Regions from separate parts of the Homo sapiens genome. Here region 1 is linked to region 2. The links are chromatin contacts, found by Hi-C or POLR2A ChIA-PET in ENCODE. All regions are on one chromosome and are shown on one strand. Each heading gives the region's core, a stretch centred on a gene start or an enhancer-like site at or near the end of the contact. The rest is flanking DNA. Distances are from core to core; before and after follow the strand shown. Region 1 holds the start of TRMT61A (tRNA methyltransferase 61A). Region 2 holds the start of PPP1R13B (protein phosphatase 1 regulatory subunit 13B).

What was found. A loop is a pair of places that touch in the nucleus more often than their neighbours do. ChIA-PET counts read pairs that join two places held with the same protein, here RNA polymerase II (POLR2A). Pooled maps may share reads with other maps.
Region 1: a pooled map shows a loop between it and region 2 (7-fold over the local background). The contact joins the promoter of TRMT61A here to the promoter of PPP1R13B in region 2. A Hi-C loop is called at or near these places in 7 of 50 pooled maps. POLR2A ChIA-PET finds 5 or more read pairs at or near these places in 3 of 52 experiments (H1, WTC11 and activated CD8-positive, alpha-beta memory T cell).

What each region holds. Positions count from the first base shown.
Region 1 is chr14:103,526,604-103,533,249 of GRCh38, reverse strand. TRMT61A (tRNA methyltransferase 61A) reads right to left here and starts at 4,054. Exons shown (of 4, transcript NM_152307.3): 1 at 3,989-4,054; 2 at 2,941-3,300; 3 at 402-668. The coding sequence starts at 3,271. RefSeq lists an enhancer at 1-382 and silencers at 3,898-4,067, 4,078-4,127.
Region 2 is chr14:103,842,645-103,849,545 of GRCh38, reverse strand. It overlaps PPP1R13B (protein phosphatase 1 regulatory subunit 13B), which reads left to right and starts at 1,971. Exons shown (of 17, transcript NM_015316.3): 1 at 1,971-2,247. The coding sequence starts at 2,239. It overlaps PPP1R13B-DT (PPP1R13B divergent transcript), which reads right to left and starts at 1,825. Exons shown (of 3, transcript NR_038436.1): 1 at 1,803-1,825. RefSeq lists silencers at 1,412-1,481, 1,502-1,631, 1,652-2,091, 2,262-2,461.

The DNA.
Region 1 (6,646 bases), core at 2,805-5,304, 320 kb after region 2:
GGCTGCCCCGCCTCCGCACCCAGCATCTTCCCTAAAAGGGGCCAGCTCCCTGGGCTCCAGAGCCTGGGGGAGGAGAGGTTTTGGGAAACAGCAGGGAGGGGACTCCAGACTCCTCCGGCCGGGCCTGCCCTGCACTTGGGTGGCGCTGCCACCTTCCTCCATCAGGGGGTTGGGAGAGGCCAGAGACCAGGAGCAGGGCCCAGCCAGGGACCATCCTCCCCAGCTCTGCCTCCCCTGGCCAGCCTGACCCACTCCTCACCTCAGGCCAAAGTGGGGCCCTGGCCTGGCCACTGCCATGGTGTGGCTTGGTCTCTGGACCCCTCTGAGATCCCAGGAGCTCAGTCCTGCACCCTTGCCCCACCCCCACCCAGGCTGTACCTCTCCCGGAACCCCGGATGCACCTTCGACCTTGAGGGCGTCCCAGGCGTGGCCCACGGCCTCCCAGGGTGATGGGATGTCCAGGAAGACGGCGTCGGCCACGTGGCTCACGCCAAAGCCACTGCGGCACACGTCCTGGGTGCGCACAGTCACCCAGCGGCCCACACGGTGCTCCTGGAACTCCTCCCGGGCCTTCTCTGCCCGCTGCTGGTGGAACTCCACCGTGTGCAGGTGACCCGTGGGTGCAATGGTGCGGATGATGGCGTGGGACACAGAGCCACTGCCGGTGCCTGGCAGGACAAGAAGGGATGGGCAAGGCATCAGTTGGGACTGCTCGGGACCCACAGCCTCCCAGGAAACAACCCCCACCTCACCCTGGAGACCCACACAGGGCTTGGGAGGACCCCAAGCTACAGGTGGGCGTCATTCCAGGGCTGTATGGTCCTGGCTGCCTAAAGCCCCAGGCTAGCCCTGGGTTGGGCACCCTGTCTAGGGGTGAGCTGGGGTTGACAGGCTGTGTATGCCGTGCTGTCTGTTGTGGGCACAGGCGAGGCCAGTGGCAACCCTGCCCTATCCTGCCTAGCGCAGGTATAGGGAATGAGAGCAGCCCAGCTGCCTGGAGCCTCCGGGGAAATCTGTGCAAGGGGGACAGGGAGGCCATCCCATCACTCAGCCCTGTCTTATTCCATGCATGGCCCATCACTTCCTCAATCCCCGTCAACAGTGGCCCACCCTGCCGGTCCTCATGCCCACCTCTCCCCAGAAGCTCCTTGGTCCCCTTGAGACAGCCCACCCCCACCAAGCCTGCCCAAACCTGCCCCCACCACACAGGGGCTGGGGCTCTGCCCTGGCCTGGTTGGACTCAGGACGCAGGGCCTGGCCACCAGCCACACGGCCCCAGTCCTCCCCAGCGCACCTGCCCCCAGCTTCCCTCCCCAGCTTCCCTCAAGATGGCCCCTCTGCTTGACTTCCTGTCTTATGGAGAGGGTCAAGGCTTGCATCCCTCCTCCCACTCCAGCTTCAGGGGCCATCTACCTGATGCCACTCCCATCCCCAGGCCCCTCCACTGGAGACTCCTGCTAGAGCAGCCACTGCACACTTGCCACCCATGCCTGGAACCCAAATAGCGCTGAGCATCGCAAGTGCTTGGGCCAGACCCATGGAGGTGCCTCCACTCCCTCTATCCCGTCCCACGTCCTGCCACCTCCCACATTCCTTTCAGGGGCCAGCCCCTCTCCCCACCTGTCCAGCCCCTCCCCTGGGTGCCCCCAGCCTGCTGCCTCGCCCCTCTGCAAAGCCTGGCCATGCCCCCTTCCCACTAAGGGGCAAGTCAGACTTGTTAGCCTCCGGGGTGGAGCTCGCTTCCCCTCCAACCTCACTCCCAGCCCCTCTGCCTCCCCCACTGAGCCTGACTCGGCAGCATGCTCCAACTGCAGGGCCTCGGCACGGCTCCTCCTTGGTGCAGAGCTGTCCCTTGGCTCTTCGTAGGTCCCTCCTCATCATTTTCAACTCAAATGTCCCCTCCTCAGAGAGGTCTTCCCTGCCTGGCCTAGCTGGAGAGTCCCCACTCTGGGTACCCCTCAGACACGCAGCCCTGTCTCACAGGCTTCACAGCAACCAGCGGCACTGAGATGCTCACCTAGGCTGTGTCCCCCTCCTCGAGGGCAGGAACCTGGTCTCTCTAGTTCACGGTTCCTAGGAGGGGACCTGGCATATCTGAGGAGGCCAGGAGAAGGTGCTGCTTGATTGAGCTCTCTCGCGAGAGTGGGGCAGGGGCGGAGAGGCCAGCACCCACCACAGGATGCACAGGAGCAGCAGCTGATGGAGTTGGCTAAGTCCTGCTCTCCACCCCTCCCACCCAGACACCCCAGGGAGGGACATGGTGACCTGCAGCCCTCAGAAAGCCAGCATGGCAGTGCTAGGCACTCTTCGTGAACCTGGACCCTAGCTCTCCTGCCCGGGAGGAACACGCCACCAACAACCTAGATGCATCAGCGCCTGGGGCCAATCTTGGCTTCAATCGCCACACTGGGCGGCCCCAGCACCTGTATATGTGCAGGGGTTCCCACAGCCCAGGCCCTGGACTCAACAATGGTGCTCACATTCATTGGTAGCAGGTGAGGATCTGATCATGGATGAGGATGGGGAAGGCTCCCCACCTACAGTGAGCTCCTCGGGGTAGCCCTGGCCTCTTTCCAGAAGGGGCAACTCTCTCTGCTTCACCATCAGCACGGAGGACTAGAGGTTGACGGTCAGTACCTAGGACAGCGCCAAGCATCAAGCTGGCCACGCCCCACCAAGGCAAGCAGGACCCTCACTAGAGCACCAGTCCTCCCCAGCTCCTCCTGGTCCATTTCCCACCACCTCTCACTCCAGTTACAGCACCAGCCTCCTAACGGGCTTCTCTGCCTCCACCTTCACTCCCTGCTGTCAGCATCCCGGAAAGATGTGAAAATAGAAACTGAGGAGCCACATGTGTCTGTAGGAAGGGCAGGCTGGAGGCTCTGACCTCCACCTTTGTGTCAATTTCTGCGTTAAACTGAGGCAGCCTGAGGAACTCACCAGACTCACAGACCACAGAGCCGGGCCGAAGCTCCAACATCATGGTGATGAGGGCGATGTCTGTGGAGTAGAGGATCTGCGTGCGGTGCGGCAGGTTCAGCGTCCAGAGCTCGGGCGTGGGGTGCAGCACATACACCCAGCCACCTCGGCCGCACGTCACCTTGGAGCCGAAGGGGCGGCCGATAAGGTCAACTGAGTGCCGCAGGACACCATGCCGGGTCTGGGTCTGTGCCCCACGCTGCACACGCACCGCCACCATTGCACCATGGCCCAGTGACAGGATGGCCGTGTCACCCTCCTTGATCAGCTCCTCGTATGCCACGAAGCTCATGGTGCTAATGTCTGGCAAGGGCCAAGGACCTGGGGAGGGGTGTGTGTAGGCATGAGCAAGTCAGGAGGCAGGATGAGGGCCTAGGGTCTAGGTAGAAGGCTTCGAGGCCTACATCCCAGCAGTGGGCATGGGCGGGGTGTGGCTAGCTCAGCCTCAGTCTCTGCCACTGCCTGACAGGGAGCCCAATAGCGCTGCACTCTGGCCTGGCCTCTGAAGCCTTTCTTGGTCTAGGACAAGAGACAGGGACTATGAGCCTAAATCAGAGATGAAAAGACTGAGGCTTGGCAATGGCGGAGTTCGGTCCCAAGGATTCCCGGAGTGAGGACCCGACCCTCCCATCACCCTTCTCCAGGAGCTTGACTCCCATTCCCAAGATGTGAGATGAGGAAGCGCCTTTGCGAGGTGTCCACCGGCGGGGGAGAGGCAAATGGTCAATGAGGTCACCTCCAAGCCAGGCTTGATTCCTCACCCCAGTCTCCCCCACGGGGGCTAGGTGGCAGGGTATGACAGAGGATTCAGGGCTCCCCAGTAAGGGGCTGGGGACGCGGAGCTGGCCGTCCACGCAAACACCGCCCAGCCGATGCAGAGGCAACAAGGGGCCAGGCCGGGCCGGCGGGGGCCGCCCATGCGAGGCTGGAGGGACAGGCCCTGCGCGCCGTGCCCGGCCCGGGTCACCCTCACCCGCGCCCTGCCACCCTGTACCCCGCGGAGTCTCACCTGCGACGCTCCTGCTGCCGGGGCTCCACACGTGCCTCCGCGACGCGCGGCGGCGGCGGCCACAACACTTCCGGCTCCGCGCCCGCTGATGACGTCGCGCCCCGCCTCCGCCTCCCCCTCCCCCCCTCCGCGCACGGGATCCTGGGAGCGCCAGGCTGCCCTTCCCGCCCCTCCCAGAGGACGTTTCCTGGGCGACTTCTTCCCTCATGTGAGCTGCTCTGTTTACATTTGCTGGTCGCTGGAAGATCGAAAGACTGGACAAAATCCATATGGCGGCCGGCCGGCGCGGTGGCTCTCGCCTGTGATCCCGCGCTTTGGGAGGCCGAGGCGGGAGGTTCTTCTGAGCTGAAGAGTTCGAGACCAGCCCGGGAAACGTAGTGAGACCCCCACCATCTCTACAAATAATAACAAACAAACAAAAGGTCCCCCCGCCCCGCCGGCCGCGGGTTGCCGTCGCACCCAGGCACATTTGAAGGGCGGCAGGAGCCAAGGCCTGGCTGTCACTGCTGTCCCGGACCCCTTTGACGGCCCCTGGGGGTTCACCAGAGGGCTGGCCCGTGGCTCACTGCCCAGTCCTCTATGAGGACACTTCGCCATAGACATTTTGTTATTGCAGACTGCTCTGGGAACACCCCTGACTGGGCCCTAAAATGAATTCCAGAAAAGGAATCGCAGGTCAAGGGGCGGTTCTAAAAGGCTTGGGCTAGGGTCAGCCAGAGCTCTGTGCAGCAGATGGGGGCCTGGAAAAGTCTGCAGAAGTGGCCTTCCGCCCAGGCCCTGCCTCCCCCGACGGGGGCACGTTGTCCTGAGTGCAGAGCTGCTTCTAGGAGGGAGTAGGGGTCCTGTGTCCCCTCCTGCGAACCAAGGCATAATGAGAACTGGATGACTTGGGCCCACTTTTGGGTCTGGTGAGCAGCCTGGGCAGGAGACTGGAGGAGGTGCTGCTGGAGGATGGGCAGAACAGGGAAGCGGGAGTGGCGTTCTGTCTCAGCAACACCATTCCCAGCTGGCTCCTCTGTGGAGTGTGTGTGCAGGGGAGCGGGGGCAGGGGACACGGATTTTCTTCCTCCAGCTCTTAGCTCTCAGGACCAGAGCTTGGAGAGGAACAGAGACCCCCCTACCCAGCCTAGGGTTTAGCCTGCGCCCGAACCCAAGCCAGTTAGCAATGACCCTAGGGCACCCTCCCCAGTCACTCAGCCACTCCAGCCTGGTAAGATGAGGTGGCCAGGCTCCTGCAGAGCGAGCTCCCCTCTGGAGCCCTGGCAGCCTGTAGAGCACTCTCAACTCTCTCGCCTCTGGGGCAGGCCAGGCCAGGCTGTTTGTGGCCCTTGCATTGGCTTCTCAGGGTCCATCATGGAAACCTAGGGGTCCAACCTCAGCCCCTCTGTGTCCCTGCCCTAGCTGCGGCTGAGAGCCCCCAGGAGTAAGCTGGTGAGAGGCCTTCCATGGCCTCCCACTCTCTGTGGGCTCCTGTCCCTGTGGGGCCACCACGCTGGCCACCAGCTGCCTCTACTTCTGCCTTACAGCCTCCCTGCCTTCTGCTCTCAACGTTGAAACAGCCCCCTCCACAGCTCCCGAACCTGTGTTCCAGCGGATGCTTCTCTCCCTTGATGATGCACCCGCCTGAGTCACCCCCTAATTTCTCCCCTGGGGGATTCTGACTTTCCACTTCTCTTGGGTTTCTCTTCCCCAGCCTCTCAGCTGTGGTTGGTGTGGAGTCAGGGCCGGGTGCCTATAAGGGCCTAAGGTAGGACTTGGTGACTCGGCGGTGGTTTCCCTTGGTTCCGACTTCCCTCTTGCCTCTCTGTCTATTACTGGCTGGTCAACTCCTCCAGTGCCCCTTCCTCCAGGCAGCCTCCTCAGCCCTGCCCACCTGCTCCATCTGAGCCTGCCCCAGTCCCCAGCCTGAGTCCTCAAGCAGAACCAATCCCCCCTACCTCAGCTGATGATTCCCTGTGCAGAGTTTGTATTGGGGCTCCCCTAACAAGAGCTGATGCTGTATATGCCCAGCTGTGCCATCTCATTGACTTCTCCCCAGGATCCTAGGAGGGAGGGAACACTTTACAGATGGGGAAACTGAAACTCAGAGATGTTAAATAACTTGCCTGAAGTCACAGCCAGTGAGGTCAAAGTGGGATTAGGATTTAAAGCCAATAAACCCCCAAAGCTCAGCACTGAGGAGGCTGAAGAGGGAGGACTGCTTGAGGCCAGGAGTTGGAGTTCTGCCTGGACAACATAGCAAGACCCTATCTCTTAATTAAGAATTAAAGCCAGTAAACCGGCTTCAGAGAACCAATGGCTGATTTGAAGAAAGGTGGGAACAGGCAGGAAGGATGCCCACTGGGGAGGCTGCTGTGCCCAAATCCCTGGCAGGGACCACGTGACTGCAGTCCCTCCCCTCTAAGCAGCACAGCCTCCTACCCCACTGTGCTCTGTGATCCCCAGTCAGCCCCTGTCCCTCTCCTGACCTCAGCCCGCTTCCTCTTCGGGCTCTGCAGAACTCAGGGGCAGGGCACTGGGAGGAAGCAATGCTGCCTCTGGCTGCACTCTGCAGAGGAGCAGACTACAAGGATAGAGTCCAGTGCCCTGCCTGGAGTCTGCCCTGTGCCTGACCTGCTGAGCCGGGTCATGTTCTGTGGATAAAAGACCTGGGCCTCC
Region 2 (6,901 bases), core at 722-3,221:
ACCTGGAGGATATAGGATGCTTTGGTGTGAGGCACGGTAGCTGCCACTGTCTGTGCCCACAGGTCCTGCAGGCAAGAGGGGAGCCCTTGTGCCAATGCTTCCCTTCCTGGAAGAGCAGGCTCATTTGGATCACCTTACCCCGGGGGGCACCTCTCTGAAGAGCCTTGGCAAAACCTGTCCTTTGTCAGGCTTCGTGGGCCAGAAGTACCCCTTCGTGACTCAGGGACATCAGCTGTCAAAGCTGGGGAAACCAAGGCCCAGAGAAGGAGTGCAAGTTGCCTAAGGCCCCACAGGAGGTCAGAAGCAGAGCAGCTAGAATTAGAACTTAAGTATGTCTCTGACTTTCAGCCTAGGATCACTCATTATCTAGAGCCTCCTCTTCTCTCCAAACTCTGCTCCCAGAAGAGGGGTGTCATTAGCCATTCATGCCCAGGTGTGGATAGGTTTAAAAATCCCAGGGACGTCTGTACACTAAGCCTCCTTGCTAATCACGGCCCAACTACAGAATGCTATTTATGGAACAGCTACCACGTGCCACAAATTGTGCTGGGCGCTTTCCATCCCTCGCATCCGAAAAAGCCTCTTGACACGAGGCAGGCACTATTATCCCTACACTCTCCCATCACAGAGACAAGCACACTACGATGCAGAGAAGATGCGGCTTGTTTAGGATCCCAGGCGAGGGTGTGGCGGAGGCGGTGCTGAACCAAGTCTGTCTAACTGGAAAGTCCACACTCGCAAACACGAGCCCCCGTGGCCTCTGAGGGACAGGGGTGGCTCCCCAGGAATGGGCTGGTGGGAGCTCCCTGGCCTCCTCCCTTGCTCTGCCCCCACTCTGCAGCAGCCAGAAGCCTCTCCGAGAACCAGACAGGCTCCAGACTGACCCTGACCTCGCGGCGGCCTTCTCCACTGGGCCGGCGCTTCCCAGGGCGGCTTACGCCTTCTGTGTCTGGGGCCATCCGCAGACCTTGCCTTCTGATGCCCGTGGGAGTTCGGTGCTGCCGCGGGGAGCACCTCAGTCCCCCTGTCTGCTCTCCGCCGCGGTCCGGGCGAATGGCACCATGTGGGGGGCCCCGAGCGGGTGCCTACCCCCCTGGCAGCCTTTACTGAGGGTCTGCTCAGGGCCCTGCCCAGGGCTCTGTCACTCCGGCGCTCAGGCCCGAGGGGGCGGCGCCTCTGGAGACGGGACTGCAGGGAGAGACCCAGGCCCTGGAGACGAGGACCGGACCCTCCCCGGGGACGCTGGAGCTGGACCTCGAGGGATGCTGGCGCAGGTGGGCACAGGTGGCACAGGTGGGCGCGGGGTTCTAGGCGGGAGATCGCTCGGGCGAAGGCCAAGGCTCGGGAGCTGGTGCGGGGGGCGCGGCCCCGAGAGCCGCGGAAGACGCCGGTGGGGGAGAAGCAGGTGCCAGCCAAGGGCGTCGGGCCGGGGCTGGTTCCGAGCGCGCGGCCTCGGGTCACATGCTCGCTCCGGGGGCCCCCCGCGCCCCTCCCACTGGCCTCTGGGCCGCAGCCCCACGGCGCGCCGGCAGCCGGGGGTCAGGCCGCGGTCAGAGTGCGGGCGCGCGCCGTCGCCGCAGGGACGCTCCCGGCCCACAGTCGGCCCCCGGGAGCCCGGGTTCGAGTCCCGGCCCTGCCGTGATCCGCTGCGGGACCCGGGCCGGCCCTTCCCTGTCGGGCCTCAGTCCTCCCACCGTCCGCGGTCTTCCCTAGTCGGGGCTCACGCAAGGGCGGGGGAGGCCACCGGTGCCCACTGCGCGTCCGCCCCTCCCCCGCCGCCGGGAGCGCGGACGCGCACGCACCTGGCCGCCGCTGAGAGCGAGGGTAGCGGGCGGAGCCGGGAAGCCCCGCCCCTCTCCCCGCCCCCGCTCCCACCGGGCCAATCAGAGGGGGCTACGGGACCCGTGCGGGGCGTCGCGCTGGGGGCGGGGCCTGCGGGGGCTGAAGAGCGAGCCGGGCGGGCGGGCCGCAGGCTGTCGGGCTGGGGCTGAGGCTGAGGCTGAGGTTGAGGCGGCGGCGGCGGCGGCCGGGTGCCCGGGACAGCGACGCAGCGCGCCGGCGGCCGCGACAGGGCCAGCGAGAGCCCCGCAGCCCGCCGCAGCTGCCGCCTCGCCGCGGCCGGGCCGGAGAGCACGGCGGCGGGAGCGCGGCCTTAGGAGGCGGCCGGAGCGGTGGGCACAGCTCGGCGCGGAGCGTCCTGTCAGGCGGCGGCCGAGGGCGTCGCGGACTCTCCCCGCGATGATGCCGGTGGGTGAGGGCGGGCGGGAGGTGGCGGCGGCTTCCTCCGCGGGCCGCTGGCCAAACCTCCTTCCTCCCGCGGCTCCCAGCCCCCGCGGGCCGGTGCGAGGCCGGGCGGGCGGGGAAGGAAGTGGCTGGGCGGGCGCGCCCGGCCGCGGCGCCCCCCAGGCGGGCAGGTGGGGGCGGCGCCGGGCTGTCAGCGCGGGGCCGGGGCCGCCTGCGGGCCCTTCCTGCTCGGCCTCCGCGGCCGCGGGGAGAAGCAGATGCATTTGGGGCCGGTCATCTCCTCGGTCCTCTCAGGTGCGCGGTCGGACGCTGGGGCACAGGTCTGGTGGGTGGCGCAGCTGTGACCCGCCTGAAACGAACGTTCTGGGGTCGCCCTGGGAGTCGGCGGGGTGGGCACCCGCGCCCGGAGTTCCCACACTCTGCAGGCGCATTCCCGTAGCCTTCGCGGTTGTACTGAGGAAAGGTGCCGAGTGCACGGATTTGGAGAGCCATCTTAGGAATTCCCTTTTCCCGTATCTGCAATGTTGGTTCGTTTTGCTTTAACTGGTTTGTTCTCCGTGTTCTGAAGGTTGAACGAGGTTCGTTTGTAGTGGTGGTGTCTTTGTCCTGCCCTTAAGGATGCTTTCGCCTAGAAAGACATTGGCCATTAGATTTGCCATCGTCCTACCGACCCTTCCCTTTACCTATAATCTGAATAGGAGGGGATGCTGAATTCTGATTTTTAAAAATTGGCTTTTTGGGAGGTAAGCATCATGACTTATGAAAAAATGTGGGACTGGTTGTACCCAGTTGGAGAGGTATTGGTTTTCTGAGCGCCTATATCGTAAGTAAAATTCTCAAACACGTTTATAGTAAAGTAACACAGTCATTTTTTTAACCTACAATACTACGTTGAAAATCACATTTCACAGGAAAGTGCAGTTTCCCTGCATTCTCTACTTGAATATTGCCATTCTGCTATGCTGCACCCAAGGACATTTAGATTAGATCCCCCTTCTTCCTCTTTGATTTCCTTTCTCTTGATAATCTCTTCTCCCCGTTTTTAACGGATTCCAGCATGTTTTGTAGCCGGCTTTCAGCGTTTTCCAAGTCTTAAGGTTTGATCTACTTGATCCTTAGGTCTTTCTTTAGCATCAGACTTGTTGGGTTTCTAAACATTTGGTTTTAAATGAATAATTGTCTTGTAATGGAAAGAGAATTGGATGAGCATCAGAAGATCTGGGGTGAAACGCTGGTTCTTCCACTTTTTAGCTATGTGACCTTGAAGAAGTCAAGGTCTTTGAGCCTGGAATTACCTCTAAAGTAGGGATAAAAATGTACCAATATCTGAGCGCTGTCCTGAGGATCAAATAGGATGATGTATCCAAAAGTGATGGTTGAACAGAATGTCATACAAATATTTATTATTCTTAATATGGCTTTGAATTTTCAATTTCTAACTTTATAAGATAAGGCATTTGGAAACTTCCCTCCCTAATTCTCACTAGCTAGATTTTGATGAAAGGCATTATGGTGTTTCAGAATTTTGAAAGTAGTTTTAGTTAAATCCTGTAATAGTTGATTGATGCATTCATACTGTGGTGGCATTGAAGGATATCTAGAAAAATTTTGGCTGGCTTCGTCGTTGTATAATGTTTAATTATAAATATCCTGCTAAGAAACTTGGCTTACATTTTCCATATGATTCATTCAGACATCTTACCTCTATTCCACGGGAGTAGAGTTTTGAGTTCCTACCTTCACAGGTTTCCTTTTTAAGAGGTTTGTTTAGCTGGGAATTGGGGCATTTCTTCGGATTTCTCAAAACAATAAAATACTGTTTTTTAAAAAAACAGGTCTATTACCTGTTTAAAACACCGCTTTTGTTTAAAAATGCCTTTTAGAAACAGATGGTATTTCTCTTAGACTCTCATGTATGGCTTTTACTTTTGTATTTCCTTTTTGATCCCTAAAAATACTACTTGTAGGACTGAGTCCTTCCTCTATTAACACAGTTGGAGTTGGTTGTAAATTTAGTAGGAGTTTTCAGAAATGCCATTCTTACTTGGTAATATTTTAAACTATCCAAAAATGTAAATAAGATTTTTCTCGATTTATTGTATATTTGGTATTCATCATGATGATGATGAATCAAAGGAACGTTGGGTCATATTTTGCAGTTTGTGTAGAGCAGTACTGTCCAATAAAAATGTAAAGCAAGCCACAAATGCAATTTTAAATTTTGTGGTAACTACATGAAACAAGTTGAAAAAGTACTAATTTTAGTAGTATCCTTTTATTAACTTAGCATATCCAAAATATTATTTTAACACGTATTCAATATGAAAAAACCACTAATGAGATATTATACATTTTTTCTGGTACTAAGTGTCTGAAATCTGGTGTGAATCCGGTGACAGTTTGCATTTTACAGCACACACCTCAGCTCAGACTAGCACATTTCCAGTGCTCAGTAGCTACATGTGCTTAGTGACTACCATATTGGACAACATAGGCTTAGAGTATATTTTATTTTATTTGAAAATTGGCAATTAGTATATAATGTCGTGGTAACTTTTTTCTTTTTTTCTTTTTTTGTGACAGAGTCTCACTCTGTTGCCCAGGCTGGAGTGCAACATGATCTTGACTCACCGCAACCTCCACCTCCCAGGTTCGAGAGATTCTCCTGCCCCAGCCTCCTGAGTAGCTGGGATTACAGGCACCCTCCATCCTGCCTGGCTAATTTTTGTATTTTTGTAGAAACAGGGTTTCACTATGTTGGGCAGGCTGACCTTGAACTCATGACCTCAGGTGATCTGCCCACCTTGGCCTCCTAAAGTGCTGGGATTACAGGCATGAGCCACTGCGCCCGGCCATGTGGTAACTTTTAATTAATCACATGGTGTACTACAGTGCCCAGTCTCTCAGCTGTTGAGAATAAATGAGAGTGAGTGGCCAAATTCTCATCTGACACAATCAAATCTCTGTAGAAGTCTTCTATTTGCTGTCGTACAAAGTGCTGTGACTTTCCACCTTCTTTTTTTTTTTATTTTTCGAGACAGGGTTTCACTCCTGTTGCCAAGGCTGGAGTGCAATGATACGATCTCAGCTTACGGCGACCTCCGCCTCCTAGGCTCAAGTGATTCTCATGCCACAGCCTCCCGAGTAGCTGGGACCACAGACACACGCCACGGCAAACGGCTAATTTTTGTATTTTTAGTAGAGACGGGGTTTCACCTTGTTGCTCAAGCTGGTCTCGAATTTCTGAGCTTGAGTGATCTGCCCGCCCCAGCCTCCCAAAGTGCTGGGATTACAGGTGTGAGCCACCCCTCTGCCCCTGCACCTGGCCTTTCCACTTTTTTTTTTTTTTTGAGACGGAGTCTTGCTCTGTCGCCACGCTGGAGTGCAGTGGCATGACCTCGGCTCACTGCAACCTCTGCCTCCTGGGTTCAAGTGATTCTTCTGCCTCAGCCTACCAAGTAGCTCAGACTACAGGCGTGCGCCGCCACGCCCAGCTAATTTTTGTATTTTTAGTAGAGATGGGGTTTCACCACGTTGGCCAGGATTGTCTTGATCTCTTGACCTTGTGATCTGCCTGCCTCAGCCTCCCAACGTGCTGGGATAACAGGCGTATGCCACTGCGCTCTGCCGTCCTTTCCACTTCTAAACTAAATTATATTTTGGAATTTTCCCTTATGAAAATAGTATTTTTTTGTTGTTGTTATTGGTAGTCACTCACCTTTTTATCAATGGATGACATTTTAAAAATGTTTTCCCAGGAAAAAATGGTACCATTTAAATAATACTTTTTGTTTAGTCCCTAAGATCTGGCCCTGAAAGCATTTACAAGTTTGATAGAAGTAAGAATTTTAGTAAAAATGGAAAGCCCAATTTAGATTATAGAAAGGATGAAAACTGCCTTGATTCAGCATGATTTATTTTTTTTTTTGAGACAGAGTCTCGCTCTGTCACCCAGGCTAGAGTGCAGTGGCAGGATCTCAGCTCACTGCAACCTCTGCCTCCTGGATTCAAGTGATTCTCGTGCCCCAGCCTCCACAGTAGCTGGGACTACATGTGCACACCACCATGCCTGGCTAATTTTTTCAAATTTTTGGTAGAGACAGGGTTTCACCATGTTGGCCAGGCTGGTCTCGAACTCCTGGCCTCCAGTTATCTGCCCACCTCAACTTCCCAAAGTGCTGGGATTACAGGCGTGAGCCACCGCACCTAGCTCAGCATCGTTTCTTTTTGAAAGAGTGTGGACGTTTTGTAGCTAGTAAAACTTTTCGTGCATAGATGAGATATATGTGGGGAATGTTGCTTAAGATACTTTTTTTGTTTGTTTTCAGACAAGATCTCACTCTGTTGCCCAGGCTGGAGTGCAGTGGCGCGATCTTGGCTCACTGCAACCTCCGCCTCCCGGGTTCAAGCAATTCTCCCACCATAGCCTCCCAAGGAGCTGGGATTACAGGGGCATGCCACCATGCCTGGCTAATTTTAGCATGTTTAGTAGAGGTGGAATTTCCCCATGTTTGGCCAGGCTGGTCTTGAACTCCTGACCTCAGGTGATCCACCTGCCTCAGCCTCCCAAAGTGGTGGGATTACAGGTGTGAGCCACCGAGCCCGGCCAGCATACTTTTTCTTTTCCAAAAGAGTATCGACGAGTCAAGAACTGTTC